2 separate regions of the Mus musculus genome follow, and region 2 is linked to region 1. Evidence: chromatin loops called from intact Hi-C (ENCODE). Cell type or tissue: left cerebral cortex. All regions are shown on one strand. Each heading gives the region's core, and the rest is flanking DNA. Links, peaks and the distances in the headings are about the cores only.

Region 1 (15,354 bases), core at 3,811-11,810:
ACACACACACACACACACACACACACACACACACACAATATTTAACTAAGTGTGGCACCAAGGTCCACCTGATGCTTCTCTGCCAAACTCCTGGCTTCCTGTCACATGGGAAAGCTAAAGACAGGGCTTTCCCAAAAGCCACATTCGTCTCTTCAAACTGCAGGGCATGTTAAAACTTTTGGTCTTTCTGTAGAACTTAGGGCTGTCTGACAGGCACTGGACCTTCTGAGCAGACAGACACATTGCTCTGCCCCGTGGAGCTTCCTGAAGAACACGGGGTTCACTGAAGAAGCAGTGGTGGGTGAGCACTGATTGATAGACCATGGCCAAGTATCCTCACCACAGACAGTTGACCTGGGGTCCTAGAGAAAGTATTGTTCAAACTGAAAGCTTCCAGTTTGCAGAAACTAAACAGAGCAGAGTTTAACATAAACATATTCATGATGTGCCAAATCCCATTCTCACGTGTTGCAGCTAACAGCTCATCTAGTGTACTTAGTCACTCTAAGGGCAAGGAAACATTAATCCCATTGCTCAGATGAGGTCACTGAGGCTCAGAGAAGCAAAGGTATTTTGTCCACAGCCACTAGTGCTAATCTTGTTAGATAGCAAAAGTAAAATGGAACCCAGGCAACGCAGCTATAGAGCCTGAACTCTGTACAGAAATACCTTATGAACATAAGGGAATGCAAAGTAATGAAAGCCCCCAAGGAGGAAGGGCAGCTCGTGGGTGGCATGTTTATAAAAGCACATCCTGGCAGGGTGGGCAGCGGTCTGGAGCGTGGTAACGGTGGAAACGGGGCATACGGTGAGGAAGCCGCTCCAAGCATCCACAGGAAACATGCTTAGTGGCGTGGGCTAGAGCCATGGGGTATAGAAGATAGATTGGGGATATTTAGAGGCGGAGTGGACAGGACCAATGGTTCAGGCTGTGCAGAGCCTTTTCAGGTTACTACAGACTTTTACAGGCAATATTTACATTCACTCTGCTCAAGACCCATGTTCAATGGCTAAAACAAGAATTCCTGTTCTCCTTGCTCTTACAAGAAAACTGAATCCCAGAGAGGGGCAGAGGGTTGTTCAAGATCTCAATTACAAATAGGCATGTGTTCTTGGATGCATGCAGAGGTGCCTGCACCCATGCACTCATGCATGGGACCATGTAGTGTGCAGGTACAGGTGTGTGAATGCACACAGGCATGCAGATATGTGCAGACGTGTGTGAGTATATGTATGAGTGCTTTGTACAAATGTGTGCTTGCATCCTGTGGGTCTACTAGAAACTTAGCTGGGCAGTTGGACTGCCAACTAGACCTTGGTGGGTGGCTGAGTGTTCAGGAAGAGTGAAATTCCATCTGAGCTCACAGATGAAGACAGGAGCACAGAGGAGGCACAGGCAATGGCAACCAACTCAGCATGCTCCCTGCACCTGAATTTGGGGTGCATTTGGGCTCATGGGTTCATCAGTGTAATAACAGTTCCAGCTGCTGAGTTATTGTGTCAGGTGCTGTGTTCAGTCTGCCGCATACATTCTATCAGCCCATGCCTAGAATCCGATGAGGTGGCAATGATCTCCATTAGCAGTCTAAGAGACAAAGGGCAAATAACAACCCCAAGGTCACACAGCTGATAATCTGTGGGGTCAGTCGTGGACACTTGTTTTTAAACCTTGTGCATACTCCGGCACAGCACCACGTAAATGAGCACATCACCAGACAGGTATAGAGCAGCCCAGGGAGTTAATATTCCACGGTAACCTCTGGTGCATGGCTCAGGGTCCTTGAACCCAGAAGGATGGGCAACCCAGTGTCTACTCCTTCCATCTGGGCTTGAGTCCTGATTCTGTTGTTCCTGAGACTGGCTGTCTCAGGACTTGATCAAATTTCCGGCCTCTGGCCTCTAAGCTCCAGGCTTTAGGCAGCTAGTGAAAATTTATGGCTTGAGAAAGTTCTTGCAAGTCCAGTCCCCAGATTCCCCTCTCCAACCTTGCATGGTTTATCAAGATCTCCTCCTCCTCCTCCTCTGGCGGCTGCAGCCTCTCTTCTCACCCTCCCCTGGCCCTTTGTCTCTGGCCACAGCTAGCCCTTCCCTCACCCCTCCCGGCTGACCTTGCCCACCATACAGCACAACCTCCAACTACAGATAGCATTCCTTCCCTTTCAGGCATTCTGACGGCCATGGGAGCTGAAGCAGGAATGTGACTGGAAGAGCAAGAGTGCACACACCTGCTGTGCACCCAGCAGCTACGGGGCAGGCCCATGCAGAGTAGGGGCTGGGCAGCTAGGCTCTGCTTGATTGAAGCACTGGAAATATATGGATGGTGCCCCATTTCACAATTCCAGAGACAGCATAAGGCCACCGTGCATAGCACACCAAATAAGAGCAATGGTGTTTCCAGCATGGTATGCCTGTGTGATGTGTGTGTGTATCTTGGAGCGGTGAGACTGTGAGTTCTAGTTAAGACAGATGGGATGCTGAAGAGGTCACAAGAACTGACTATTGGCCAGGCAGTTATTTGCTAGCTGTGTGGCCTAGGATCATTTATGTCACCATTCGGTGTCTCAGTTTTCACCTCTGTAAAATGAGGATGCTAACCATAGTACCCACTTCAAAGGGTTGTGAGGAATATAAGGATTCAATGTTTCTAAGAGTACAAAGTGAATAGTAGGTGGTCAAATGGCTGTTCCTATATGAAGGAAGGAGACAAAGTTCTTATTGCCTGAGCTCTTGCCACAAGTCCAGCATAGGACTCATGACTTTACATGTATTACCATGATTCGGTTTAGACTTACACTGGTACATGGCCCCAGTAAATGGCCCATTTCTATTTGCTTAGAGAATGGAGGAGGTTTCAGAAACCTCTGTAAAATAAGGGAGATTACAGATAGAGAGGCAGGGGAGTCTTAGTCCCAGATAGAATGTGCCCAGTGCCTGTGTATTTGGGTCTCAGGCATGTATTCCCAGCCATTTCAGGAAATGGCACAGACAGTGAGAAGGCATGAAGTCTTAGCACTGCTGGACATAGTGACATATGTCTGTCATCCCAGTGCTTGGAAGGCTGAATTAGGAGAATTGTTTCAAACTCAAGGCCAACTTGGGCTAAATACTGAAGTCTAGGGCAGTCTGGGATATATGAAGAGGTCCTGTCTTAAAGCTTTTTCTTTTTTCCCCTTAAGCACTTAACCTTTCTGCACAGATGTAATGCGTGGAAGTTTGAGCATGTGAATCCACTTGACCACTTCCAAGGTGGAGGCAGGCAAAGGCAAGCCCCGATTGGGAAGGGACCAGTGGTCTGCTGGCATAGAGCTGAGGTGGCTGCAGAATTCAGTCTGCAAACTGAGACTGATAATTTCCCTGAATCCAGGGAAAGGAATCCAGGATGTAACATATGATCTCTATCCCAAAGAATTCCACAACTGACTGAGTCTTTGGATTCTCCAAGAGTCTCAATATTCAAACATGCTGAGACAAGGCAAGGGGTTCTAATGTGTTACTAGGGAAGGGGATGGTACATTAACCTGAAGTTAGTGTCAGCCAGCCCCAGAAATGTCATGAAAACATCTTCAAGTACTTCCTGGCTAGAAGGGCCATGGAAAGGAGAGAAGGCAAGGACTGGGACCCATCTACTAGGAAGAGATAAGCTTCACTCCCAGGCATAGCCAGGGACTCGGGGGTGAACTCCACTAACTTCCCATGACCATGAAATCCAGTTCTGAGAAGAGAGAAGGGGACAGGTAAAAATGAGGAGTCCCATTTTCATCCAAAATACTTAGACTCAGCCAGGGTCCCTGTGAGTGCTGCCTGGACCTGACAGCCTGGACAAGGCTGGACCTGCTCTGGCTTATGTTTTCTAAGCCCCACTTCCAGGGGTGGGAAAATTCTTGGTGTTGGAGACGTAAGAGAGGGATTTGACATTGGTCACATTTGGCCACCATTCCAATATTCCAGGCAACGGGATTTTTTTTTTTGCTTGTCCTATTTTGCTTTCTATCACTGTGATCAACACCATGACGAAAAGCAACTTGGAGAGGAAAGGTTTTATTTCATCTTAAAGCATACAATCCATCAAGGATGGAAGTCGGGGCAGGAACTCACAGGAATCTGCAGAAAGGAACTGAAGCAGAGGCCATGGAGAGATGCTGCTTATTGGCTTATTTTCCATAGCTGTTTGCCTTGAATTTTTATACAACTCAAGGTCACCTTATCAGGGGTGGCACCACCCACAGTGACATGGACCTTCTCGCACCAATCATTAATCAAGATAATGCCACACAAACTTGCCTATTGGTCATTCTGGTAAAATACTCTTTCAGTTGAATTTTCCTCTTCCCAGATGACCCTAGTTTGTGTCAAGTTGACAAAAACAAAACAAAGCAAAACAAACAAACAAACAAAAAACCCAGAATAATTACACTGTTGTCAACTTGACACACAAACACATCACTACTAAATCATAACCATTGTTTTTCTGTTTATTCCCTAGGCCTCATGTCAACATCACACTATTAAACATAGGTAATATAACTTTAGAAGCCCCACGGTCTATTAAAAATTAAACACATTAAAACTACAGTCTCTTTAAAATATTCAACATCTCTGTAAAAGTCCAAAGTCTTAACTGTGGGCCCCTGTTTAAAAAAAAAAGTTACATACTTCTTATTCCAAGGGTGAAGAACTAAAGCACAGTCACGTTTAGATCAAGGCAAAACCAAAATTCAATAATATAAATAGCTCAATGTCAATATCTGGGACTCCTTCATGATCTTTTGGACTTCAGGGAACTTAGACAGACAGCTTCACCTATTCATCTCAGCCATATGCAGCACCTGCAGCTTGTCCCCTAGATCAGTTCCATTCCATAGATGCTGGAGTTCTTCGTGGCCATCCCACAGTCCTCGCATCTTCAATACTCTGGGATCTCCCCTGCAACTGAGGCAACATCTTCAATAGCTTCTTCTAGGCTCTTGAGAAACTCTGACGCGGTTTCATGGTGCCAAGCTTCTCGGAATGAGCCTGTCAATATTGGGACTTCCATTGCAACTGAGGCTATGCGTTCTTCAGTAGCTTCTTCTGGCCCCTTACAATACCAGACCTCAGCTTCTCCCTGTGACCCCTTCAGCTTGTGGTTCTCATGCTGCCCCAAAACAAGTAAACTATGGGGGAGCACCTGCATCAAGTTCAGCTCCCAGCTTGAGAAACAGTATTGTACCTTCTGGATGATAGCTCTGTGTGCTGACCTGGAGGAAATACTTCTCAGGTAATTTCAACTCAACGATCCTGGCCTCTTGTTAATTGCACATTAATTTTCAGCCCTAGTTGACCAGAAACCACAATTTCTTAATACAAGATATCATATGAATAGTCTCAATAAAGTCTTTGCTTCTCTCTGAAACTTCACAAACCATTGCCTGCATTTCTTTCAGCGTCCTTATCTTCAAAGCTCCTACAGAACAGTCAATTACTCTTTAAACACTGGACAGCTTTTCCAGCCCAAAGTTCCAAATGCTTCACAATCCTTCCTGTAAATAACATGGTGCGGTCTCTCATAGCAATACTCCATGAACCCATTTCTTACCTAGTTTGTTTTCTATTGATGTGATAGAGCACAAGTAACTTGAGGGTAGGGTTTATTTCAGCTTATAGTTTATAGTCTTTCGCAGAGACAAGCCAGGGCGCTCAGAGTACAAATCTGGAGACAGGAACTGAAGCAGAGGCCCTGGAGGAACACTGCTTACTGACTTATTTCACGTGGCTTGTTCAGCTTCCTTCCTTGTATCACCCAGGACCACCTGTCTGGGGTGGTACCTCCCATAGGGCTGGGCCCTCTCACATCAATCACTAGTCAAGAAATGTCATTCAGATTCTCATGTAGATGAGACAGTCTCTCAATTGATGTTCCCTCTTGCAAGATGAAGCCTAGCTTGTGTCAAGTTGACATGATACCACCATACGGCTCTGATAACCCTTTTACCTGCAAGTTCCCTGTGACTGCTCTGTTCCTCAGACGGCCAGGCCCCATGCATTGCCCCCTCCTAGAGCATCAAAGCTGAATGCTTCTACTCCATATACATGCTAAGTGTTCAGGCTGAGAGGTACCTTGGAGACTGTTGGTACTCTAGTACTATCTTCATAGCAGAAACAAACCAAGGACTTTAGATAAGGATCGATGGAGTCGCAGAAACCTGAAGGTGGTAGTCAGGCCTCTCTACCCCTGGCTATGACCTTTCTGTTTCCATAATCCACTACTCCCTGTGCTGATGTCCTGATTCCAGTGCCCAGTCAGCCTGCACTTCCATATACTGGACCCCTGACCCACCAGGGGACCATGGAACTGTCATGGACCCCTGTAATCCTAGAGCATCTCCTCTCTGAGCAGAGCTTTCCTCCAGTTCCTCTGCTCTGAGGATATGAGGAAATGGAGGCATCTATTATGTACCAGGGTCAACACTAAGCACTTTGTACACAGGATCTCATGCCAAGTCTTCTAGGGGCTGTACTATTTAGTACAGCCAAGTAAGCTGGGGAGTGGAGCATGACTAGAATTTGCTACATTGATGCTTTTTCTATATGATGCATGTTCTGCTGACTGTAGCTGACAGCTTTGAAGTGTTGAGTAGTACATGTGCCCAACTAGCTGGCACTTACCTATGTCACATTAGGTCCTAGAGATCAGGCCAAGTCATTCTTTTCAACTTGGACCAGGCTGCCAGTTTGCAGCTACAAAGGTAGTGTTGTCTTGTGGGGACAGCTGATGCCCAGTCTTCAGGGAACTAACATTCTAAAATAACCACCCTTGAAACAGTGACGGGGGCCAGTTGCCAATAAGGTCCTTGGCGGGGTTATCAGCAGCAGCAGTAGTAGTAGTAGTATAGTAGTAGTTTTACTGTGGAGCCAGGTCTCTTCCAAACAATGGGGTTACCTTTGAAATCAGCGTAGATTCTTTCACTGCTAAGGGGCTCTGGGCTCCATGGGAAGAAACCATCAGTACAGGGTGGGAACTAGTTCTATGGAAGGAAGATGTTCTATACTATACTAGATAGTATGCCTCTCTAGTGGGCCTGGCCCCAAAGCACACTGTGCCTGTGGGAGAGAGAGATGACTGAAACAGCAGGTGGCTAAAGGACACCTCCCGAGGAGGCTAAGGTGTAAAATACAGTCCAGTGTCCAAGGCAGTGAGAGGAATGTGGGCAGAGGCTAGTACGATGAGTGGAGGTTTTGAAGCCAAAGTAATATTTCATGTCAGAGCTCTGGCACCCATCCCAAGGGCTGCTCCTGAGAAAATAAATCTGTGATGGAGTGGAGGGAGAAGAGGACAAGAGGAAGCGTTCAGGGGTGGCACCACTAACAATAGCCCAGGAAACTGACTTCCTACGTGTGTCCATGCAGGAGAATAAGACAACACAAATCTCACCGCACTTGAGTACAGAGCCCCAGCATCCCCTGGACCAACACCCAGTTCCCATTCTGTTCTAGCCAGTTCCACCCTGAGCTTCCCCACCTAGAGTACTTACCAAGCTGTTTGTAGGATCTAGTTCTATGTAATCCTCAGAGGCCATCACTGCAGTCACGTGCTGTGTAATGTTCTGGTCCATGGCAGCCCACGTACACAATGACGCTCCCCAAAGATTGGAAGTGCTCCAGGATTGAAAAATTCCAGTGTTGAAAAATTCCTATCACCTCTTGATACCTTGAGCCATCATGGTGTTAGGCATGGAACAACACATCACTCCCATGTTTGTGGTATGCTGATGTAAACAAACCACTGCTTGGCCAGTTACATGCCAATTGCATGCCAGTGTATGTATGCAACGATATGCACAATCCCTGATACCCATAAGGAACAGTACTGCTGGTTTATATGTTGCTATTCTGTGTATTTGTTTTGTGTTTCTAGACTATCATTCTACTTATAAAACAAGTTGGCCACGAGGCAGTGTGCTACACTCTACTGGGAAAGATGCACGGCACTTTTGCTCATCTCTGGACTGCACTGAAGTGATTGTCTCATACGACATCATTTCAGTTTGTGTAAGAATACCCTGTGATGTTCACATAAAGAAAAAGCCACCTAGTAATGCATCAGGGCTCTGTCTTTCTCATCAATTCACACCCTCGTACGTCAGTCCAGCCTGATTTCAGGTTTTAGTGATGCTGAGGCTGAGAAGGCATGTAGCTGGGAAGCAACTGAGGCTGAAATCTGATGATATGATCCTGTGTCCCGGAGTCCCTCTCTAGAATCTCTTCCTAGTAATCGTGCTAGGTGCAAATATGGCCACAACGCTACAGAGCTCAGCCTGATGATTGCTCCTCCAAAAAGGCTTGATAGAGGAATGATCTTTGCTCCACTGAAACTCTATAAGTGTCCTGTTTGGTGGGATCCAAAGGTAGAGATGGTGACCAGTGAGGAGCTAGTGTGGTAGCTCTCATACCCACCAGGCTAGCCCTCCCACCTTTCTCTCACCTTTTTCACTCCTTACTTAGTTCCCATCCATTGACTTGGATTTCGTTACCATAGGATATGGGCTGTATTTGTTATCTCCATTCATCAAAATAGGAAATGGAGGCTCAAGGTCACCTAGCAAAGAGAAGACCATCTCAAGAACTGAAAGGAAGCACTCTGCTTCAACCTACCCAGTATCCACCTCCACCTTGCCTCTGTAGCACACAGTTCTCCTCTCACCCAAGATGCTCGAGAGCACTGGTCACTACCTCGGTGTTATCTGTGATTAAGCTCTTACTGCCCACTGGGCCACTGTCACATAAGTGAGGCTTAGAGATGCTTCTCTGCAACTTCTGAAAGCAACTAATGTCTTTCCTCATTCCTTCGGGATCACACCATGTCTAACTGCTACCTTAAATTTCTTGACTTGGACTGGAGAGATGGCTCAGTGGGTAAGAGCACCGACTGCTCTTCTGAAGGTCCTGAGTTCAAAATCCCAGCAACCATATGGTGGCTCACAACCATCTGTAATGAGATCTGACGCCCTCTTCTGGTGCATCTGAAGACAGTTACAGTGTACTTAAATATAATAATAAATAAATCTTTAAAAAAAAAAACTTCTTGACTCCACAAATCTATGGTCCGGTGAAAGGCTGGAGAAAGCTGGGGTAGGTAAGACTTGGCCATCTCCTTCTCTTGGAGGCTCTGTAATCTGGACATTGTCGATTGAGGATGCTGCTCTCTGTGTCTGGTTGTGGAAAGTCTTGCTTTAGGTATATCCACTGGATCACTGTGAGGCTCACAGACAGTGGCAATGTGTCCATCCCCTGGACAGAGTAAAACACCATAGCAGGCACAGGCAGTACTGAGTCAGGGCAGGGATTGTCAATTGCTCTGGCCACAACCTTCCTCAGCCAAGAGGCACTGTGGCTAGTTCTCAGATAATCTAGCCCTGATTTCTCTGAAACTGTCTTTCCAAGCTTCCTCCAAGAAGCTCCTGGGACCGGCTCTGCTTCACCCTTCTGAGGAGTTGGTTTCAGTCATGGATGAGTATGGTCCATGCTATCCTTGGCACAAGGTGACCCAAAGCCTGGGGCTAAGCTATTATAGTGCTTGACAGGCCTAAGTCTAGGGACCACATCAGTAATGTCAGAGTAGGTCATGCTTGCTGTAAGCTAAAGGCCTTGTGCATGCTTGTTCCTCCTCAGACACCTGTTCCTTCCTGCACCTCTTTCCCCAGATAAGACCTTCTCACCTTCCAGTTTTTACTTCAGTCATTGATGCTTACAGCAAGTCTTCTTGATGTGCCATTTGGTTGGGCTGCCTATTTGAGATGTTGATGAAATTGATTGTCATGGTCAGATTTGTCTTCCCTGTTAGATTGGGAATACTCCAAAGATGGGACTGTCTAGTATGTGATCAGTGATGGAGAAACTTTTGGTAAATGAATGACCTGTTCCCTCTAGCTGGTGTGAGTTTCCCTGTAAGAGGATACAGTCATCTCAGGTTTTTTTTATGGTCTTCTCGAAGCTCCACCTGGTGAGTGTCTATTTGGACAAGTGACTGACAGTGGGATGAGGCCCAATTCTACAAGTATCCTTTCTTTAAAGGGTAGTCTAGTATTCTTAGCCCTGCTACTGCTGCCTTTTTTGAGCTAGGGTCTGCCTCCGTGCAGAACTAGCCACCTTGTCTCCCAGTAGAGTTATACAGCATTTGTCTACCCATCCCCTTTGGAATTCTGTTTCATCCCATCCTGAAAAACTTCCTTGTCTCAGGAAGACTCTAAAACCACCTCTGAGGTCCCCCCTTAGTCTCTAAGGCCCATTCAGACTAAGGTCCCACCTTAGTCTCACTGGCCCATTTGGAACAGTGGCTCTCCAGGGGTGGTCCAAGGAATTGCAATGACTTCTGGGGCCTTCCAGTCACTTGGGGGCAAGTCCAAAATTTATGACATACAGGAATGTGTGGTGGGGTGTTAGGGTCTTTAGAACTCTAATTCCCACAGCAGATTCAAATGTGAATTTAAAAACTCAGCTATGGCCAGTGTTTCGGCAGTCACAATAATGGTTATTTATCCAGTGAAAAGGTCACTAGATAATTTTGGATTTGGGAATGTGCCAGGACAGAATAGACAGTCTTGAAAGATGGTCCCAAAACTAAGACATGAAAGCTTCTAGAATGTTGTCCCATTTCAAATAGAAAACCAAGGCCACAGTGTAGGTGAACAGGTAGCCCAAGATGCCTAGTTAACCAAAGACCAAGGGCAGCATTGGCTTCCAAAGCATTTGGTAAGCTTCTCCCAAGGGGACCTCTGTTGTCTCAGCAATCCTAGGACTTCATTGTACGCACTCCAGACTGATGCCTCTTGGGATAGGGCTTTGCATGCTGCTGCCCTGTCTTTGGCCTCAGCTTCCAGCTCTCATGACAGCCCTTAAGACTGTGGCCCTTTGGGGGATCACCCCCACCCCTGGCTCAAGGCCAACCAAACAGGCAATCCTCCCTCCACATGCACACAAACACAACCTGCATTCTTGAATAGCTGCCACCACACTGGACTCGGCCCGGAGAAGTGGGGAATGTGTTTCTCTGAACCATTACAGGGCCTAGAGTTTGAGGAGCATCCTCAGGGAAGGGGCTGAGCATAAAGTGATAGGTTGTAGAGGGAAGAAGGTTGTGATTCCGAGGGTTCAGCCTGATAAGGGTAAAAGCCCTCTGGCAGTAACCCTGGAGAGAAGCCTGGTAAGGAACCACTGGGTCTAGATCTCATAGCCTGTCCCATTAATGGGACATAGAAAAACAAGTAGCAGCTGGTTTAGATAGAGCTCTAAGACTCATCAATCAGAAACACAGTGGGAAAGGCTGGAATCAACATTAGAAAGCAGAGAGGAACTGATCTCTGCTTCATCTACCACAGCCTCCACCTTGGTGAGTACCAGCATCCAACCTTTCTTAAGACTCCTTTTCAAGTCAGATACGTTGAGTGTTACAAGCTACTTTTCACCCACTAATTATAAGGAAACACTTGAGGACTGTGAATTATTTTCAGTCTTTCCCTCTTTCAGTGAGATTTTTTTTAATGGGAAAATGGATAACAGAATTCATAGTCCCAGATGGAAAGGAGAAAATGTACTTCTCTCAATTCATCCTGCTAAGTACTGCAAAACACTTTGCACCATCTGTATCTGCATCTACATCCATCTATATAGCTACATGTTGACCTATATGTACATGTCACTGAAAAGTGGATCGAAAACTAAGGAACACAGAACTCAAGGAACAACATGGTGGTGAGTTTCTTGGGGTTGGAGAACATTACAAACAGAAACACCAATAGAACAGACTGACCACCCTGCAAACCCAAACCAACCAACCAACCAAACAAACAAAACCTCTAGTCCCTACAAGAGTCTGCTCCCTGTTTCCAAAGGACTAGACAGAAAGCTATTAAACACTATCACATCATTCCAGTTGAACTTAGAAAAGGCCACCTACCCCGTGAGCATACACGCTGAGTTGGGAACTTGGCCTTTCACCCTCATCAGACTGCAATATGGTTCCCCAGCCCATTTCATTTTGTCACATTCCCACCACTGAATGGCGTAAGGTCAAGGAACCCTCCACACTTAGTGGAAACAAGGCAGTCACTATTCCTATGTCTGTAGAAGTCCTGTAGGAAGTCTAAAATGCTACATTTATCTATGATGTCTACAGCAATGATGTATAAAAAGCAGAGTCAGGAATCTGGACTTTTACCCCAACCTGGCAGTAAGGAAGTGTTACCCTCCTTCCCATGCCAACACGGTGAGAGGGGAATCCTTCTAATATAGAACAAGAATCCCATAAGTTAGTATACCAAATGTCCAGATTTCACGTTTAAAAATATCACATGTCATACCAAGAACCCCAAGACAACTTTAAGTTGAATAAAGAAAGCAAGTCAACGCATGTCCAAACTGAGTTGACACATATGGAAATTAGATGACAACAGAAATACAAATGTATGAAACAAAAACCGGAGACCCAGAAAGTTGGTAAAGAAATAGAAGATATATAAAAGAAAGCAAAAATTAAAAAGGAAAGTGAGAAAATGCACTGAATAAAATGAAAATCTGATAAACAAATTTTTTTTAAAAATTGATGGAAACCACGGAAAGAGTCAGTGAAGTTGAAGACACGGGATTGATACCCAATGTGAACCTCAAAGATAAACTACACTAGAAGACAAGTCCGTCTAAATTCTGCAGTTTAACAAGAGACACAACATTGCAGACTCAACAAGCTGAGCAAATACAAAACAAGACCTATTTGGTCAAATTTCTACAATCTAAACCAAAGAAAATTAATGAAAGTAATAATAGAGAAATAAAACTTATGGGGGAATCAATGCAAATTACAGCATATGTTTCATCTGGAAATACGAATGCCAGAAGCAACAGGTATAATATTTTCAGGGCTGAAAGAACTGTGTCGAGAGGAAACGTCATGCAGGAACGATGGCATTTTCAGATGAAGACATACCAAGAGTATTTGATAGCAATAGGCCTACAGATAAAGGAGTGTCTAAAGGATCAGGAGTGTCATAAAATTAAAAGAGGAAGCATATCAAGAGATCAGGAAATAAGAAAGTATGCTGGGAAAAACGTTTTAAAATTGGATAAAACTACTTTCCTTCCCTTTTCTTGAAATTTTGAATTACATTCGACAGTCAATGCAAAATTATAACAACGTCTAATACAGCTCTCAATGTAAGTAGAGGGAATGTGTCTTAGAAAGGGGGTGTATAGTGAGACCTGAAAGAAATATGGTTTTCACGTGTCTCATGAAGTGGGGAAATGTTGACTCTGGCACACAGGGACACGAAGTGAAGGAGAATGAAATATAACAAATAACGATCCATGTAGTGCAGTCAAAGCGGTGTTGAGAGGGAAATTTATAGCACTGAATGCTTATATTAGAAAAGAGGAAGCATATCAAAACAGTCCACATCGTAATACATTAGAAGAAAAAGAGCAAGATGAATTCAAAGGTGAACAGAAAAAAAGGAGATAAGTCACCATCCCATACTTGGCAGTGGCTGGGGAGGAGAATGTCACAGGACAAGCTACTGTTCCAAATTAGAGACAGGCAGCACATTTTATTGGAGCAGAAAGGAACAAGGAGAAACATGACGAGAACCAACACTCAGGTAGAGAATGCAGACTTGTAGTTGACAGAGTGTTGAAAAATGCATCGCATTATAGTTTATTTTGTCACGTTCGGTTGTTATCCCTCAGAGGTCTGTCATTTTCAAGTGAGAGACAGAATGAGAGTGGATCTGGATGGGAGGGGAGTTGGGAGGAACTGTGAGGAGTAGAGAGAGGGAAACTACAAACCACCATCCAAAATAACACAAAAAATGAGAATTTGATTAAGTGCTTTCTGTTGTCTGTAGGTTTGATGTTATATCTAAGAATACATTGCAAAGTATAACACCATAAATCTCTGTCCTTACATTTTCTTATAACTTATGATCAACATCTCCCTACTTCCCTACCGTCCAGCCCCTGGTAACCACCATTCTACTGTTTGTTTATACCAGCTTGGCATCTGTTTATGGAGTATCATGCAGCTCTTTTTCTTTCTGTGCTTGGCTCATTTCACTTAGCATAATGTCCTCTGGATTAATTGAATTTACAATGGAAAAACTTCTTTTTAAAGGCTAAATAGTAGTCCATTGTATAACCATATACATACCACCTTTTATATTCACTCATCCATCAGGGACACTTAGGTGATTTCCATGTTGTGCCTATTATAAACAGTGCTGTGATAAACCAAGACTGTAGACACCATACAAGGTAATATATGATGGAAAGCTGGAAGTGAAACTACCAGATCTATTTTTCATTTTCTGAAGAACTTCCTAAGATTTTCCACAGTAACAGCTACTCCAATTCACATATTGATCAGTACACAAGGGTTCCTGTTTTCTTACTAACTTGCTCCACTATGTTCATAGCAGCCATATTTATAATAGCCAGAAGCTGGAAAGAACCCAGATGTCCCTCAACAGAGGAATGGATACAGAAAATGTGGTACATTTACACAATGGAGTACTACTCAGCTGCAGCCCTATAAGAGGAACAACAATATAAACTAACCAGTATCCCCAGAGCTCCTGTCTCTAGCTACATATGTAGCAGAGGATGGCCTAGTTGGCCATCAATAGGAGGAGAGGCCCTTGGTCCTGTGCAGGCTCTATGCCCCAGTGTAGGGGAATGCCAGGGCCAGGAAGCAGGAGTGGGTGGGTTGGTGAGCAGGGAGAGGGGGGACGGTAAAGGGGATTTTCAGAGAGGAAGCTAGGAAAGGGGATAGCATTTGAAATGTAAATAAAGAAAACATAGAAGAAGAAGAAGAAGAAGAAGAAGAAGAAGAAGAAGAAGAAGAAGAAGAAGAAGAAGAAGAAGGAGAAGGAGAAGGAGAAGGAGAAGGAGAAGGAGAAGGAGAAGGAGAAGGAGAAGGAGAAGGAGAAGGAGAAGGAGAAGGAGAAGGAGAAGGAGAAGGAGAAGGAGAAGGAGAAGGAGGAGAAGGAAGAAGAAGAAGAAGAAGAAGAAGAAGAAGAAGAAGAAGAAGAAGAAGAAGAAGAAGAAGAAGAAGAAGAAGAAGAAGAAGAAGAAGAACAGTGACCTCATGAAATTCTTAGGCAAATGGATGGAACTAGAAAATATTGTCCTGAATGTGATAACCCAATCACAAAAGAACACATATGGTATGCACTCACTGATAAGTGGATATTAGCCCCAAACCTCAGAATAACCAAGATACAATTTACAGACCACATGAAGCTCAAGAAGAAGGAAGACCAAAGTGTGGGTGCTTCAATCCTTCTTAGAAGGGGGAACAAAATACTCACAGGAGGAAATATGGAGACAAAG
Region 2 (15,354 bases), core at 2,323-10,322, 60 kb before region 1:
AAGGGCAGCAAGAGCACGGTGGAGGCCAACTGAGGAAGGGACAAGGAGGAGGAGGGGGAGGAGGAGGAGGAGGAGGCAGAGCTCACATGACTCTGAGCTGCATTGCATTTGGGAGGTGACAGGGAAGCCAGATCCTAAGCCAGAGCTCACGAGAAGACTACTCTTTCAGGAACTAGAGATGGAGGTGGGGGTAGGGGGGTGAGGGTGGGGTGGGTGGGAAAGAGTCTATTTAGCTCTGCAGTAAGAGGTGTGGTGGGACCAGGCCAAGAAGATGTCGCTCCTATTTTCTACCCTGACCCATTTACCTTACAGTCACTGCATGGAGAGGTGTTAATGGGCAACTGCCATGGTGAGCAGAGAAGCACCCAGGAAGGCAGGGGGATACTGGTGAGGTATTGGAGCTCAGGAGCCACCAAGGTCAAGGCTGGGTTCTCGAATCTGTAATCCTGGAGTCTACCTCTGCCTTCTGACCCACAGCCTCAGTTCTGGCATCTCTAGACATTTTTGGTTGGTTGGTTTTGTTTGTTCTTGACACAAGGTCTCATGGAGCGCAGGCTGTTTCGAAACTCATAGTACTCCTCCTGCCTTGAAGCCTTCTAAGTGCTGGAATTACAGGCATGTGCTACCACACCTAGCACAAGACTGGGCAGTCCTCCATCTCTGACCTTCCTCCACGCCGCCCCCCCCCCGAAGTTACCACTGCCTAATGGCACCCTCACCCTCCTTCCCTGTCTACACTGCACAGTGGGGACCTTACTTCTTCAAAGAATGAGATCCATCTCCCCTCTTACTCCCTGCAAGGACTGAAAGTGAGATTTCCTAGCATACATTTCAACAGAGGAGTAGAACCTTCCACGTGGAGACTGGGAAACTGGGGCCTTCAGATGAAAAGAATTTATAGCAGAAGCCAGCAAAGGCTGGGCAAGAACTCGGAGCTCCTGATGCCCATGCCTTGATTCCCTTTGCTGCTTTTGAGTAAGAAAAAAAAAAAAAAGGAGAGTCATGGAGAGACCTTGAAGGTTGATGGCAAGAGAGATTTGAGGCATTACTACATGGAAGAGGGTGTGGAGGCATCCCGAAACACAGACAAATCTGGAAAAAAGAGATCCAGACAGGGAAAGAGAGGCAAAAAGACAGGGAGAGACAGCAAGCAGGACTGGGGGTGGGGAGAGACAGAGAAGGAAAGAAAAACAAAGGGAGAGAAAAAAGGGGAAGAAAGAGACAGCAAGCAAATAGTAGGGGCTGGCCCCCTGCTCCTGTAGGGCTTGCAGGAGCCAAGCCCACAGCCCTGTGGAAGGCAGAGATGGGTGGCCTCAGAAATCCTTACCTGCCAAACCCCATCAGCCCTCAGAGGCCCAAACCAGAACTGAGCAGTCGATCTAAACAGAAAACAAACAGAGCAAAATGAAAACACGCTGGCTGTGTCCCCCCTCAACCCCCGCTGCGGCTCTGCGCATTCATTGGCCCCCTGGAGGCCACTGGGAAAGCAAGGCACAGCTTTTGTAACCCTCCTCTCTCTCTGTGCCCCCCCAACCCCCAGCCACCCCCCACTAAGAGCCATAGACTCTGCTCTGTTCAAGATGCCATAGCAGGGGAGGGGGGACGGCTCTTGAGGCCTGAGGGGGGCTGCGAGGGCTAGGGGGTGTTCCCTGTCCTTGGCCTGGCACAAATACATTAAGGCTGGTGGAGTCCTGAGGGTGGGAAGCCTGAGGCAGGCCTCTACCCTGCCCCTCCCCTCAACACACACACACACACACACACACACACACACACACACACACACACACACACACTGGGCCTGAGATTCCTAAACTGCCCAAGGCTGCCCTGGGTGTGGCTGGGGTGAGAGGCAGGCAGCAGGCCTAGGGAGGGGCTTATGGAGTGCGTGTTAATGGGCAGCGTTCCTTTCTTTATCCACTGGGTTCTGGAGCCAAAAACTACGCAGAAGTTCTGTTCACACTGTAAATTTATTGTCGCTGATAGATGATACAGCGAAAACTAATATTTGTCTTGCTCTTTGCAGTGACCAAACCTCCTCCACTCTCCCACAAATCCACTGCACCCTCGGCACCCTACCGTGGGTGCTGAGATGAATTCTTTTACAGAAGAGGATACTGAAGCTTTGAGAGAAAAGTTGGTGTGGGAAGAGGCTGGTCCTGAGGATGCAGACACTGTTGGCCGGCTCTCAATATGTCACCTGGCTCAGACAAGTGCATGTAGTCAATTAAGATGTGTTACCCAGCTTACAGTGATAGAGATTACAAATACAGGTTCTGCGGCCAGACTGCCTAGGTTCAAAGCAGACCATCACCACTGACTGTGTGGCCTTGACACAGTTCATTATTTCCGCTGTGCCCTAGGTTCCTCATCTATATAACGGGGATTCTGATAGTAAATATCTCGTACAGTTTGGCAGGGTTATGTCAGCTATTCTAAGGAAAGCAGCTAGCAGGGCACCTGGCACATGGCAAGTCTCAAATATTAGCTCCTGCTGTCCCCTCTCCCTATTGTGGTTACTCGCTGAGCACTAAGAACCAATGAGCAAAAGCAGCTATGGCGCCTGTCTTTCCTGTTAAAGCTTTGAGGAGCCAGGGGAGGAGAGCATTAGCCACAAAGGAATGCAGCCATGAGGAGAGAGCGCTTCATGCCCCTGAGAGAGGTTCACAGTGCCATGAACACTCAGCACTGAGAAACGGGTCTTCACCCAGAAGACACAGGAAGGAGTCAAATGTCAGGAAAGGGGGGCGGATAGATATCATCTTAGGGCACAGTGTGTGCAAAGGCCTAGCTGTAACAAGGACCAGGGAACTTCACACAAAATATGGGGGGGGGGGCAGGGAAGAAGCAACCACAAGCCAAGAACAAAAAGGAAAAGGAAGAATTTTCAGGACACTGTTGTATGACTAGAAAAAGGCTGTGAACGAAGCCTGGCGGCACATGGCTACAATCGCACCTATGTGGAAGGCTGAGGCAAGAGGGTCACAAATTCAAGACCATCCTGGTCACACGCTGAGTTCAAGGTCAGCAGGGGCAACTAATTGAGACCATATCTCAAAAGAGGATTAAAAGCAAGGCTGGTGGTGTATATACTTCAGTAGTAGAGTATTTGCCTAGCAAGCACACAGACCCTGATTTAAAAAAAAAATCAGGGCTACCTCTAACTTAGGTCTTAGACTCAGAAGTGGGGGGGGGGGGCAGACACATCAGAGAGGGTGGGTAACATCTAGGTTTCGGTCTTGGACTTGCTGCCAGCTGTATTGGACAAGTCACTTCACATTATGGGCTTCACTTTGGAGTTTATTTAGGGTCATCGTGGCCTTTTCTGGTTGGCTGAAGCTCGACCCCAGCCCTTATTCTGTCTTCCCTGTCTCTTATACATCTCCAACATATCGTGATAGAACTTCCAGCTTCTTCTGGAAGGAAGCCTGTTATCTGGGGCCCCAGTTATCTCTCCCTGCTTTTCTTAAACCCATGCATGGATCATCTCCGAGGGTTTCAGGGTCTCATGGCATGGCAGTTATGCAGGCCTGGTCCAGAGAGGACCAGGAACCCCCACAGAGGCTGCTGGCTGCAGCTGGGAGAGGCTGCCCCCGCCAGGATGATGGAGTGGGTGTGACATAAATTTCTCAGGACAGGCAGCAAAAAAACATTTACAGCCCCTCCTTGCCGAGTCTGGTTCCAATCAGGCCCCTGGTCGGCCAGCTCCCTTACACCCGCCACACTGGGCTAGCTCTTCCATAAGCCAGAGACGTGGGGTGCTTTTGTCTTTATTCATTTTTCCCTACTGTTTAAGAAACATATACAAGGATACACACACACACACCCCTCCTTTCTTACTGGGCCTCTGTGTACCCTTGAATGTAGACATAGACACTTCTCTCTATACTCTATACACATGGGTGACCCCAGGGTTTTGTGTACCCACAGACTAACAGATACACTTATATGCCCTTCCTCCAACACAAATGCACCCTTTAGCTTGGCCCTGGGTGGGCTGAGGAACTAGTTGCCAGCTGTGGGCATCTTCCATTTGGATTATTCACCTAAGGACCCTGGAAGTGCCTTTCTTCAGGAACATCTTCAGGCCACTTCTCCCTGGCGCCTCTCCTCAGCCCCTAGCTACCATGGCAACATAAGAAGACATGGGAATGCCTCCCCCACAGCTGTATTAGGCTCTGGCCTGGCTCTGAGTAGGCTCTGAGGGAGGCTGAGGCTGGCTAGGGGTTGCTTCCCAGGGCAGCCTAGACAGGCACTGACGCCCAAATCCCACAGAGCCCAATGACCCAGAGACCTCAGGCAAGCCCTGCTTCAGCTTGGTGTGGCTCTCTTTCTCTTCTATTCCACCCTGTTCCTACCCTTAGCCCAGGCCATCAAATGCCTCCTTGGGCCACCCAAGAAGTATCTGTTTCTCCTGATAGGAACTGAACAATTTTTTCCTTTCATGGGTCTCCCGTACCTACCTTGAATCCTCAAACCATTTGCTCCACTCAGAGGAGCCAGAGGAGCCCTCTTGTTTATTCCAAACTCGCATGTCCAGTTGTTTCTCAGCAGGCCCCAGAAGGCAGGCCCAGCTGCTTTCTGCAGCCAGGGTGTCAAATGCACAGGAAGGCTGGGTGTTGGTAGGGAAGGGGTGGTTACCCACAACACGGCTCGGTAAGTGTCTGATTTTTTTTTTTTTTTGCTCCTTTTGTCTCTTAGAACAATGACACTTAAGGTTCCCTAAGTGGACTTAGGGAACCTTAAGACAAGTTGCTTTCTGTGTGACAAGGTAGCACCTTCCCTCCTAGGACCAGAGGCAGTATTATGCATCGGAAACCTTCACCTGGGAAGCAGCTGGCCTGGGGTGAAATTCACTGTTTGTCACCAGTGTGACCTTTGGCATTTAAATGTAATCTATTGAGGAGTGTCTTCTAAAAGAAGTTGAACCCGCCCAGAGCATGTTCCCTAGTAAGTCAGCAGTGAGTGCCACAGCCCTAGGAAGAGAGTCAGAGGAAGAACAAGGGAGCTGCTGCAGAGCAGCACCGACTTTCCCTTACATCATCTTGTGCCTGATGAGGTGGTTCCCATCACAATTACCGCCACTGAGACTTGCTCTCCCTCTGACTCCAGAGCTCATGTTGAGACGTTCTTCCATGCTGGGCAGATGTTAAGGCTGGAGGATGGGAGGGCGAATGTTTTGAAAAATGTGACAATCTAGAGCAGAGGTTCCCAACCTTCCTAATGCTGCGATCCTTTGATACAGTTCCTCATGTTGTGGTGACCCCTAGCCATAAAAGGACTCCATCACCACTTCACAACCGTCATTTTGCTATTGTTATGAATCATAATGTCTGTTATGTAGGATATCTGCTCTGTGACTCGAAGGGTCAGAGATCTCAACCCACAGGGAAACCAAACAGACTAGCTGGTGGTCAGGGCCTGGCCACACACTGGCTCCAGAATAGCTTGCAGGACAACTTTATGAGGCAGAAAAATCCAGCAACCAGCCCTGGGAGCAGCAGTAGAAAAGTGGCTGAGGTGGCCTTGAGGGGAGGCAAGTCCATCACTGTTGTCCAGGAATTCTAGAGCCTTAGCGCCTCTGGCCACAGAATGTTCTCAAGTTCATGACTAAGGAGCCTCAGGGAAGCACTTGGGGGTGTGGATGCTGTGGAGCCTGGGAAAAGGCAGGGCTCTGTAGAAGTAGAACTGGTTGCTTGGAAGGGGACTCAGCTCCACGTCTGAGGAGATATGTATGTAATTGGTGCCTCACACCCTGAAGGAAAGCTTGGGAGAGAGGTTTGACCTTCCTCATCCAATAGAGGCTCCCAGGCTGCAACTAACAAGAAAGGGATCTACGAAGTTATCATCTTTCTGAACTGGCAGGTCCCTTGGTCCATCAGGCCCTTTGATGAAAGTAGGCTTGTCATGGGGTTCGGCTGAGTTGTTGGTGGGCAATGCAAGCCTTAAGTTTGCACAGGACCTGGAACACATGGAGTCCCAGCATCCTAACTGGCTCAATAGCTTCCAACACAAAAAGCTACTGGGGGAGCAGCTTTAGGATGGCCGGGAGATTGGTCCCAATATTTCTCAGTTTGCAGAGAAAGATTCTGGTGCCCAGAGAAAGGAAGAACCTACCTAGGTCACACACCCAGCTAGATCATCAGGACCAGACCCCAGGCCTCTTCCTTGCTTCCTTACTCTTCCGGTTGCTCTTGTTCCTTAAAGGGCTGGCAAGCACAGTTGCCTCAAGTGTCATATGATGTTCATGTTCTGGCCTCCGGGACATCTCCTAGCATCACATCGTTGATACCTTGTCCCTTCTGTGTTTAATCTGACCATCTTCTCCTCACAGGTCAGTCTTTAGAACAAGATTTGGAAACAGTGACCCAACATGGGGAGGGTGTGGCATGGACAGGGTGTGGGAGAAAAGGGGTGGGGCAGCAGCTGTGCATGACTACTTAAAGGCTGCACCGATCCTTAGCTCTGAGACCCATGGACACTGGCGGCTGATCACACAGGCCTGTAGGTGATCAGCACTGGATGCAGTGAAGCAGCAGGAGGCTGAGCTAGGCTGGATCAAGAAAAGATCCAGTAGTAGCCCCTCCAGCCTTGGGCCAATGGCAGGAGTTCAGCTCTCTCTCCGCAGTAGGTTGCTGCCTGTGGGGTAGAGTGGGGCACAGTTATCCTTTAGGAACCCCCGCCCCCTGTGGTTTCTAAAGCCTGGGCATATTCCATCCTCTCCTGTAAAATGGTGTAGTATCGACATATAAGACCCGAGTACTTAAAAACATCCTGATGTTACTCATAATCACAGTGAACCCTAGGAAGCAGTCGCAAGACTATTGTTTAGACTGTATTGCCAGGAACAGTGTTGGCACATGTTCAGTACAGATGCAAGTTTTTTTTTTTCCTATGAATATTTTCAACCTCTCTGTGGATGGAACTTGTAGATCAAGAAAAGGAGCTGAATCTTTGTGGTGGCATTAGAATGGATTTGTGGGGACTGTGTTCTCCTATCCCATCCCTGCTGCCATCTCCCTGAGATGGGTGAGGAACAAAGCCAACACACTAGCACCCTTTGCGACTGTGAGTATGGACAGTGGAGAGGTATGTCCAAAAGGGAGCATGAAGGGTGGCACACCTATGGCAAGCCAGTAGCAGGGCCAGAGCAGGTCCTGAGTGGTGGTCCATAGCTAGGCCGGGTGAGATCCTCCTTCCTCAGCTTCCTGATTGCAGATTTGGGGGTTAGAGGGATGTGCTGCCAGCCACTTCGGGCTTTGGTTTTCTTGACCAAGGGTTTTCTCTGTGTAGTTTTTGTTCTGTTTATAGAGGTTACGGGTCAAGGAGAAACTGGCAGATAGTAAGTACAAAGGCAGAAGTCCTGTCATGGAGCTGTGCCTCAGTACAAAGAGGAAGGTACCTTGTAGCATAGTTTTAAGGATTAAACACACACACACACACACACATATGCATGAGCATATGGACACACAAAATGATGAGGAAAATAAGTATCCCACCCTAAGTGCTACGCAAGCATTAGTTTTTACTATTATAATTCATTATCATCCAACGGAGAATTGGAAGCTTTAATAACTACTTTCTTTCCTTCTAGTTTTTCTAGTTGAATACTTATAGTTTGTAAGAAAGTAATCAGGCTCATGCCACATATATGATCCCATCTTCATATTTTAACATTATACCATGAGTGATTTCCAGTTTTTGTGTGAGGCAGGGTGTCCCAGGCTGCTCTTGAATTCAAGATCCTCCTGCCTCAGCCTCCCACTACTCCCAGCTTGCCTGAGCTCCTTAGTCTTCTGCTGCTTTGTACTGCCACAAATGGCGAGGTGATTTTAGCTACTCACTTTACTAATGTTGAAATTTTAGCTTATGACTTTTAAATGAATATCTTTATATATATTTTAATTCAAACTTGTGCCTCCTTTGCTACAAGGGAAGATTTAACCCAAGGGTCAAGTGCTTTCCTTTACATACTGAAGGACGTCCCCAGTCTTTTCACTCTCTTCTTTCATCTTAAGACTGCCTCGCACTACGTTGCCCAGGTTACCCTGGAACTCACTCAGTAGTGCAGGCAGGCCTTGAACTTGCAAACCTCCTGCCACAGTCTCTGAGTAACCGAGATTATAGGCATGTACCCCAGACCTAGCTGCACATAATTTTCTAGCGTAGAGTCCTGTAAAGGTAATTAATGGGTCAAAGTATGTATCTGCTTTAAAAGGCTTTGGCATTTCCAGATTGCCAAGTTATACTTCCGCCAGCAGCATGTGAGGTTGCTTATGGCCTTGCAACCTAGGCTGTTATTTTTAATGTTTCCTAAATTGACACATAAATTTACATTCGTTATATTCCACTTGGCTGTAACTAGGAGTGGGACTTTGGAATACTAGCCTGTAAGCTGTGGCTGAGTGAGTTGAGTCTGCCAGGTTAAAGGGTAGACAGCTTTAGGTTTAGCAGCTAAACCTACCTGCTAAAGGAACAAGAACAAAGGGCAACGATGAGGTCATGTGGCCGCTGTAAGAAACAGAGACAAAAAAAAAAAAAAAAAAAAAAAAAAAAGCCCTGGCTACGGGAATGGGGCCCAGGGGAATGTGATTGCCAATCCCTGTAGTTGTCCAAAAAGCCTCCCCCAAATATGTGTGGAGTCCCCCAGCCTGGCCAGACAGGAATAATTCTGATGTAAATCGGGCTTTGGAAATGCAAATGTAAATTGCCGGCTGGCTGGATTGACATGGCTTCTGAACACTGGAGGCCTGGGTGGATGGCTCTCCGGGGAACCTGTCTGAAAAGGAATCCCAGGAGCTTGGAGAGAGAGAGAGAGAGAGAGAGGGAGAGAGAGAGAGAGAGAGAGAGAGAGAGAGAGAGAGAGAGAGAGAGAGAGAGAGAGAGAGAGAGAGAGAGGATGTGGCATCCATACTGCTGGAGAGCAGCTGGGCCAGCCAAGCCACAGAAGGGCCACTGGGAAAGAATGTGGCAAGGGAGAATTGGAAGGAGTCACTGCTCCGGGGCATCATGGCTCCCCACTAGGGCAGGAACCACATGAAGATCTCCAGGGACTGGGGTGAGGGGAGAGGCGAGGGGATGAGGGCTCCACTTTGGGGTGTAAATTCTCCGTATGGAAACTCAAAGGCTAAGAAGCTAGCCTGGGAGGCTTGTGAATGAGGGAGAATGGGCATGATGCCCTCACATGCAGATTAATGGCGTTGCACAGTTCCGTTACTGAGTACAAAGTGTTTATTAGGCTGCAAGATGGACATGGATAGCTCTCGTTTTATGGGAAAACTGGAGCACAGGTTAGGTAAATGGTGTGCTCAGTGGTACCTAGTAACTGTTGCTAGAAGCTGACTCCAGAGCTCCTGTATTTGGGTCCCTCTCATACATCCCCCTTGGTGGCAAGTTCCCTTCATTGGAGTATGGGGACTTTCTTGGCTTGAGGCCCCTAAAAGGACATAACCTAAAGGATAGTGAGCAATTGTCTATAAGAAAATCCAGAGACAAGAAAACGGCCACCATTAGTTTAGATAGCAACAAGAGAACTTAGGGGAGACCTCTCCACTTTGAGTAACTTTGATGAGCAGCCAAGGAAGAACACTATGCCTTTCCTTGATATTCTGAGTAGTTGTTCTATCCAGTCCCCTTCCTGTCTCCATATCCTGTCACTCCCAAAGTCTTTCTGTGCTTGCTCGCCAGAGGCAGGGCTGCCCAGCAGCAGAAGGCTCTGAAGTTCTAGGTTACCCAGAATAATTGGGATCTAGGTGAAGCCGGGAAGAACAGGAATGCTTGTCTTCTACATCTTTCTCCAGTTCTGCCTGATGGGCTAACCACTGTACATGATGGCCTTCCTCACTGGGCCAGAGTGGATTAGAGCAGCATCACAAAATAATAAATAAATAAATAAATAAATAAATAAATAAATAAATCGTTAGGCTGGAGTGCAGGGTTTGGCAGAAAGAAAAATGGACTTGTGTCACATCCCACATCACAACATCCCACTATGCTACTAGCGCTTTTGTGATGCTGGGTAGCTATAGTTACCTTCTGAACCTTGCTTTATGGCTATACAATGGAAGACTAGAATTCTACTTGATATATTGGGTAACTTATTTGGCCAATAATGAGGCGAAGCCTGGTGCTAAACACCTGGGGAAATAGATGAACAGAAGACCTAAACCCTGGCCTCAAGGGGTTTCTGGTTCACTGATCCATGTAGACCTGTTCCTGTAGAGAAAGAACTACTACTACATACCGTGTACAAGCCAGGACCCTGAGCAAGGTCTCAGCTGTATGTGGCTCCTAGCTTTGCCCTACACGTATGCAATGTTCACAGTCTGTGGATCACTCTTCACGCATCATGTCACGCCACGCTCACACCAGCACGGGAAATGTGACATACTAGTCTAGACTCTGCATACTGCAGATGGGGAAATGGAGGCCCGGATCCCTTAAATGCCTCCCCTCCCCCACAGTGAGGCAGATGGGGGAGTGGCAGTGGCAATCAGGCTCCAGGGCTCAGAGCTCATGGGGCCTCCTTCTACCTAGGTCCTCTAATACCCACCCACTCCACCCCCCACCTCCCCGCACAGTCCCATCATTTTCTCTTTAGATACAGCCATAGCCATGCCAAGGTATTCCTGGTACTTCTGCCCAGCCATTCTCTATTTCTTCTGACCCATGCCTAGCTTTGTTTTTTGTGTTCTTTGTTTGTTTGTTTTGTTTTTTAGAACTCATCTAATCCCACACGAGTTGCAGTATCTGATGCTTGGAGCAGGAACCAGTGCCCTCAAACAAAGCCTTCCTCTGTCCTTCTTCAATGACTACACCTTCTGGACACATGGGATGAAAGGTTGCACCACATATCTGGCTACATTCCTGTAAGTCCTTGGATGGTCAAAGTGTCAAAAGAGGAGTTGCCTGCATCCATAGAGATGTAGAGTTATCATGAGCCTGTGCATTTGAAGAAGGCTGTTGTTGTTCAAATACTGGGCTTAGGGTTCCCAGTCATCTGTTGATCTGGGAAAATAGATGGAGGGTCCATGTGGTAGAATGGGGGTACTTCTCCATCCTCTTGGCCTTGGGAAAGGAATTCCTGCTGAATTCCCTCTTCTTGGTCTACATGAAACTGTTTTCACTGTGTCGCAAGAGAGAAGCAGTAATGGAGGAAGAAGGATGCCAAGGACCATGCCGAGGCATTTCCATAGGTGATCTAATTTATTCCTTGCATCCACTCAAAGGGCAAGGATAGAGTTCATTCCTGTTCTACAGATGAGGGCACTGAAGCTCGTCGTCTTAGTGTTTCCATTGTTGTGAAGAGATAGCATGACCAAGGCAAGTCTTATAAAGGACAACATTTAATTGGGGCTGGCTTACAGGTTCAGAGGGTCAGTCCATTAGCATCAAAGCAGGAGCATGGCAGCTTCTAGACAGGCATGGTGCAGGCAGAGCTGAGAGTTCTACATCTTCATCTGAAGGCAAACAGGAGAAGATTGGCTTCCAGGCAGCTAGGAGGAAGATCTCTCAAAGCCCACTCCCACAGTGTCACACCTACTCCAACAAGGCCACACCTCCTAATAGAGTCACTCCCTGAGCCAAGCATATTCAAACCACCACACGTGTGACTCCAAAGGAGCTAGCCCAGGGTCCCAGAGCTGGTCCTCCATGGAGCAGGGACTGCAATGATGCTCTCAGGACTCTGTGAGAAGGCCTTGTTCCTTCCTCTACACCACAGCATGTGTGAGGAGGCTGAGATGCCAGGATTGCTTGTAAAGCCAACAACAACAACAGGGACAGCCAAGGTCAGGCTGGACCAGGTGCCTACCAGGTGCTTCCTCACAGCTCCTTAGCGATGTTCATGCCTCTTCCTTTCACAGAGTGAGGTTCAGCAGGAACTCCTCCACACTTCCAAACAAGTCAGGGAGGCAGAAGAGGGCAGTGACCTCTGCTCCAAGAAAAGCCCCTCTTAGAGACAGGCTGTTCCCCGGGCCCCCTCACACAGCTCCTCTGGAGCCCTTGCCAAGCCTCTTCTGCTGGGGGTTTCCAGAGGTCTGGGGGAAATTCCAAAGGGTGAGGATACAGCATTTCTCTCCCACTTCACTCCAGCATCCTCTACGTCTGCTGCTTGATCACATTCAGCTCCAAGCCCTCTTTGGAGCCAGGGTAGATAAGCAGGTCTGGGCATGCGCATAAAGAAGCATACTCTGTTAAGTGATCAGCTAACTTCATCAGCCACTCACAGGAGCTCATATCCTCTTGAGAGGCTGTTTACATGCCACAGAGTCACACCTTATACGATCTTGAATGTGTGCAAGGGTCACAGTGCTGCTGGTGAGTAGTACAGGGACAAGGGCAAGCCCGGTGTCCTTTACTCCTTTCTCCCTCTCAGACACAGTTGGCCTCCTTTTCTGAAAGAGTACCCTTCTCAGCCATCCCTAATACCTCCTGCCCCTTATATGCCACTCCTGTTCCACAAGAAATAAAGCCAAGAACTGAGTGGGATGTTATGTGAAGTGGAAGCGTAAGGGTTCTTTGGAAAGTGGTGGATGGTGTTTTGCTGAGGCAGACATGTGAAGGAACGTTTCACTGAAGCTGACTGACACAGGAGAAAGGATGTTGTGCTAAAGCAAGCACGGGAAAGGACACGTGAACAAGGACTCTTCACGAATGACACACAAGGATTGGTCTGCCTTACATTGTGTGGTTGAGCTCCATTTGTCAGGACTCTATAGAGAGAAAGGCACACACACACACACACACACACACACACACACACACACACACACACAAAACTTCTGGTGGTGTGCTGCAGTTTTCTGCCACTTCCACAGACTTAGGCTGATTCGCTGAGTGATGTCAGCTGAGACAGACATGTGTGCTGAGGCAAGACCCACAGAGGACAGGTGATGTTTGCAGGGAGTATGACTAGGACTGGACAGACAGTGATGGAGGCTGAGCTGGGCTTGCTTAATAGAGCTAGCTGTGCAATGCTTATAGGTCTTGCGTCTTTGCTGGTCTTTGCTTACCTGAGAAAGACACAGCCAAGAACTTCTTGCATTCCTGTGGCCCCCTCCTGCTGACTCCTGTCTAGCTGGCTGAAGCCTGGCTGACTCTGCTGGGTGGTGCCACCACTGCTGATTCCTGTTTGCTATCGTGGCTCTACCAAACTGGACTGCTGGTGTGTCCATGAAGGGTTTGCGAGTGGATCGAGCTGCTGCTGCTGCTGCTGCTGACCTATGAACTGAACAGCCGATTTCCAGACAACACAGACAGGACTTGTACCAAAGGACCTTTCTAAACAGGTCCACTTCCCCTGTATCCTTTCTTTTCTACGACATCTGGTGGGTGGTGGGCTATAAAGGAGGTTAAAGTGTTTAAGAACCATCATTAAAAATAGATTTTGAAAAAATAAAGTTACAGTTATATGTATGGCCAGAGACCCAGAGAGTCCAGGAGCAACTAACTATTCTACTATTCTGTTCTTCAACTAACTATTCTTACCTATTCCAGGTAAGTTCTAGAACAATGATGAGAAGTATTTTAGGAGCAGTAGGCTGAGTTGGTACTCTCAGCCGAGTGCTGTGGGCCCAGGCAAGCAGTTAAGAAAACTCTAACAGGGAAGTCCATCCGGAGGTAGAACAGCTTTGTGGCTGACAACTGACTGCAGCCAGACTTCAGTGAAGGATGGGACAATTAGCTAATCTGACTGTGCCTTGTTTCCCTTATCTGTAAAATGGGCAATGATAGTCATTTACCACAATGGCAAGTTTTGTTGTTTGTTTTGAGGAAGGGACTCTCTAGTCCTAAACGGTGACGTTAGAAGTGTACCACCATCTCCGGCTTGTCCCACTTATAACCAGTAATGGTTCCCTTTTGTAACCTCAGGGGCCGCTATTAACCGAGCCAGTGCCCTTTGATACTACATGATGTCTACTGGGAAACAACTTGCTGCTCACAAAGCCAGCCTCCAAGTTGTGGTCCTAAATGAGTAGAAATCTCCCAGTAGACACCCCGCCCTGCTCTGCTCACATACCATGGCCCCCAGTGAGCCAGTAGCTTTATATGTGTGTCCTGAGCAAGTCGTGCTCAAGGCCTTGGTGGTAGTTCTGAAAAGCAGAGTCTATGGTAGAGTAAAGACTCCCCATTGCTGTTCATAAGGAGTGGAAAGTTTAGAGGGCAAAGAGGACGTAGGGCCGTGCTCACCTTCTGTCGCTGGCTGGCAGTGGGCTTTGCTTATTCCACTACAATAACAACTGCATGAAGGCAGGTTTTGAAGGGTTTTTTTTTCTTTCTTTTTTCTGTATTCCCTGTCCTTAGGTTAGTGCTGGCTCATAGTAAGGTGTTTAATAATACAGGTTAAATGAACGAATGAACAAAGGAGTAAATTTGTCGAAGGTTTCCTCAAACTTTGACTGCAAATCTCAAGTCCACAGAGACCAGCTTCTTCTCATCCCTGGGGACAGAACAGTGAGTGTGGAGAGAGCGCCTAGGAATAGGCACAGGGCCGTTGTGAGTTCTGCTGGCCCTAGGACCAGGGCAGAGGCTCCCAGCTGCAGGCCAGAGGAGCCTGGAGCTTGTCTGCACTTGCTCAGTGGGCTGTGCTGGCTGCTGGTGGAGGTGGCTGCCCAAGGTCTTTTGGCTGGAGCGCAGCTCCCACTCCCTCCCCCGGCCCCGCCCATCAAGGAAGCGGCAGTGTTGGCTCCGAGAGAGGAGTCAGGCAGGGAATCCCAGCCCCTCCCAGCTCTAGACTGGATCCAGAAGGGCCTGGCATGCTTCTAATATTGAGCAGCAAATTCAATCAGGCAGATGAGAATTCCTATTATTTTAATATATTTAGAAGAGAGTTTAAGGTGGATTTTGTTCCATGCTGTATATTTTTACAACATGAGGTCAGGCCACTTTGATAAATGCTGTAATGGAAGCAAGAGGGGGCCTTGGGAAAGGGTAAGAGAATGAGCCGAAAAAGGGAGGGGGTGGTGGAGAGAGAGAGAGAGAGAGAGAGAGAGAGAGAGAGAGGACAGAGACAGGGAGACAGTCATGGGGATGGAGAAAGGCAGAAAGGGAAGGGGAAAGAGAGCGACCGCATGTGTATCTATCTCCAGCTTGTCTTTTCCACATATGTCCATGACTCCATGTGTGTCTCTGCGTCTGTTTGTTGTTTGAGTAGACAAATCCATTTGGGGATAAATAGGATGATTTTCCCACCTGCAGGAAGCGAGGCGGCCAAAGGCTGATTGGGAGTGCTTTACTCCGCTGCTCTCAGAGGCCCTGGGCAAGGACTCAGATTGCTCCTGAGGCCAGCCAGCAAGGCTTCTCTTAGAAATGGAGATGCAGGCTTGCTGCCAGAAAGGCAGGGCCAGTCCAGAGAGC

The links. A loop is a pair of places that touch in the nucleus more often than their neighbours do. Peaks named below come from ENCODE experiments on the same cell type or tissue, not always from the same donor. Only the 100,000 strongest peaks of a DNase experiment are listed, where the experiment ranks them.
Region 2: it touches region 1 in a loop (2.8-fold over the local background); 2 of 42 quality-filtered maps call a loop at or near these places.

The regions. Positions count from the first base shown.
Region 1 is chrX:99,267,632-99,282,985 of GRCm38, reverse strand. No RefSeq gene overlaps it. Among named protein-coding and RNA genes, the nearest start is that of Gm39528, 13 kb to the left of the region's middle. In left cerebral cortex, for the core only: no CTCF peak of the experiment used is centred there; no DNase peak of the experiment used is centred there.
Region 2 is chrX:99,325,645-99,340,998 of GRCm38, reverse strand. Gm30704 (a long non-coding RNA gene) reads left to right here and starts at 6,289. Exons shown (of 3, transcript XR_386999.2): 1 at 6,289-6,331; 2 at 6,930-7,065; 3 at 10,716-10,853. In left cerebral cortex, for the core only: no CTCF peak of the experiment used is centred there; no DNase peak of the experiment used is centred there.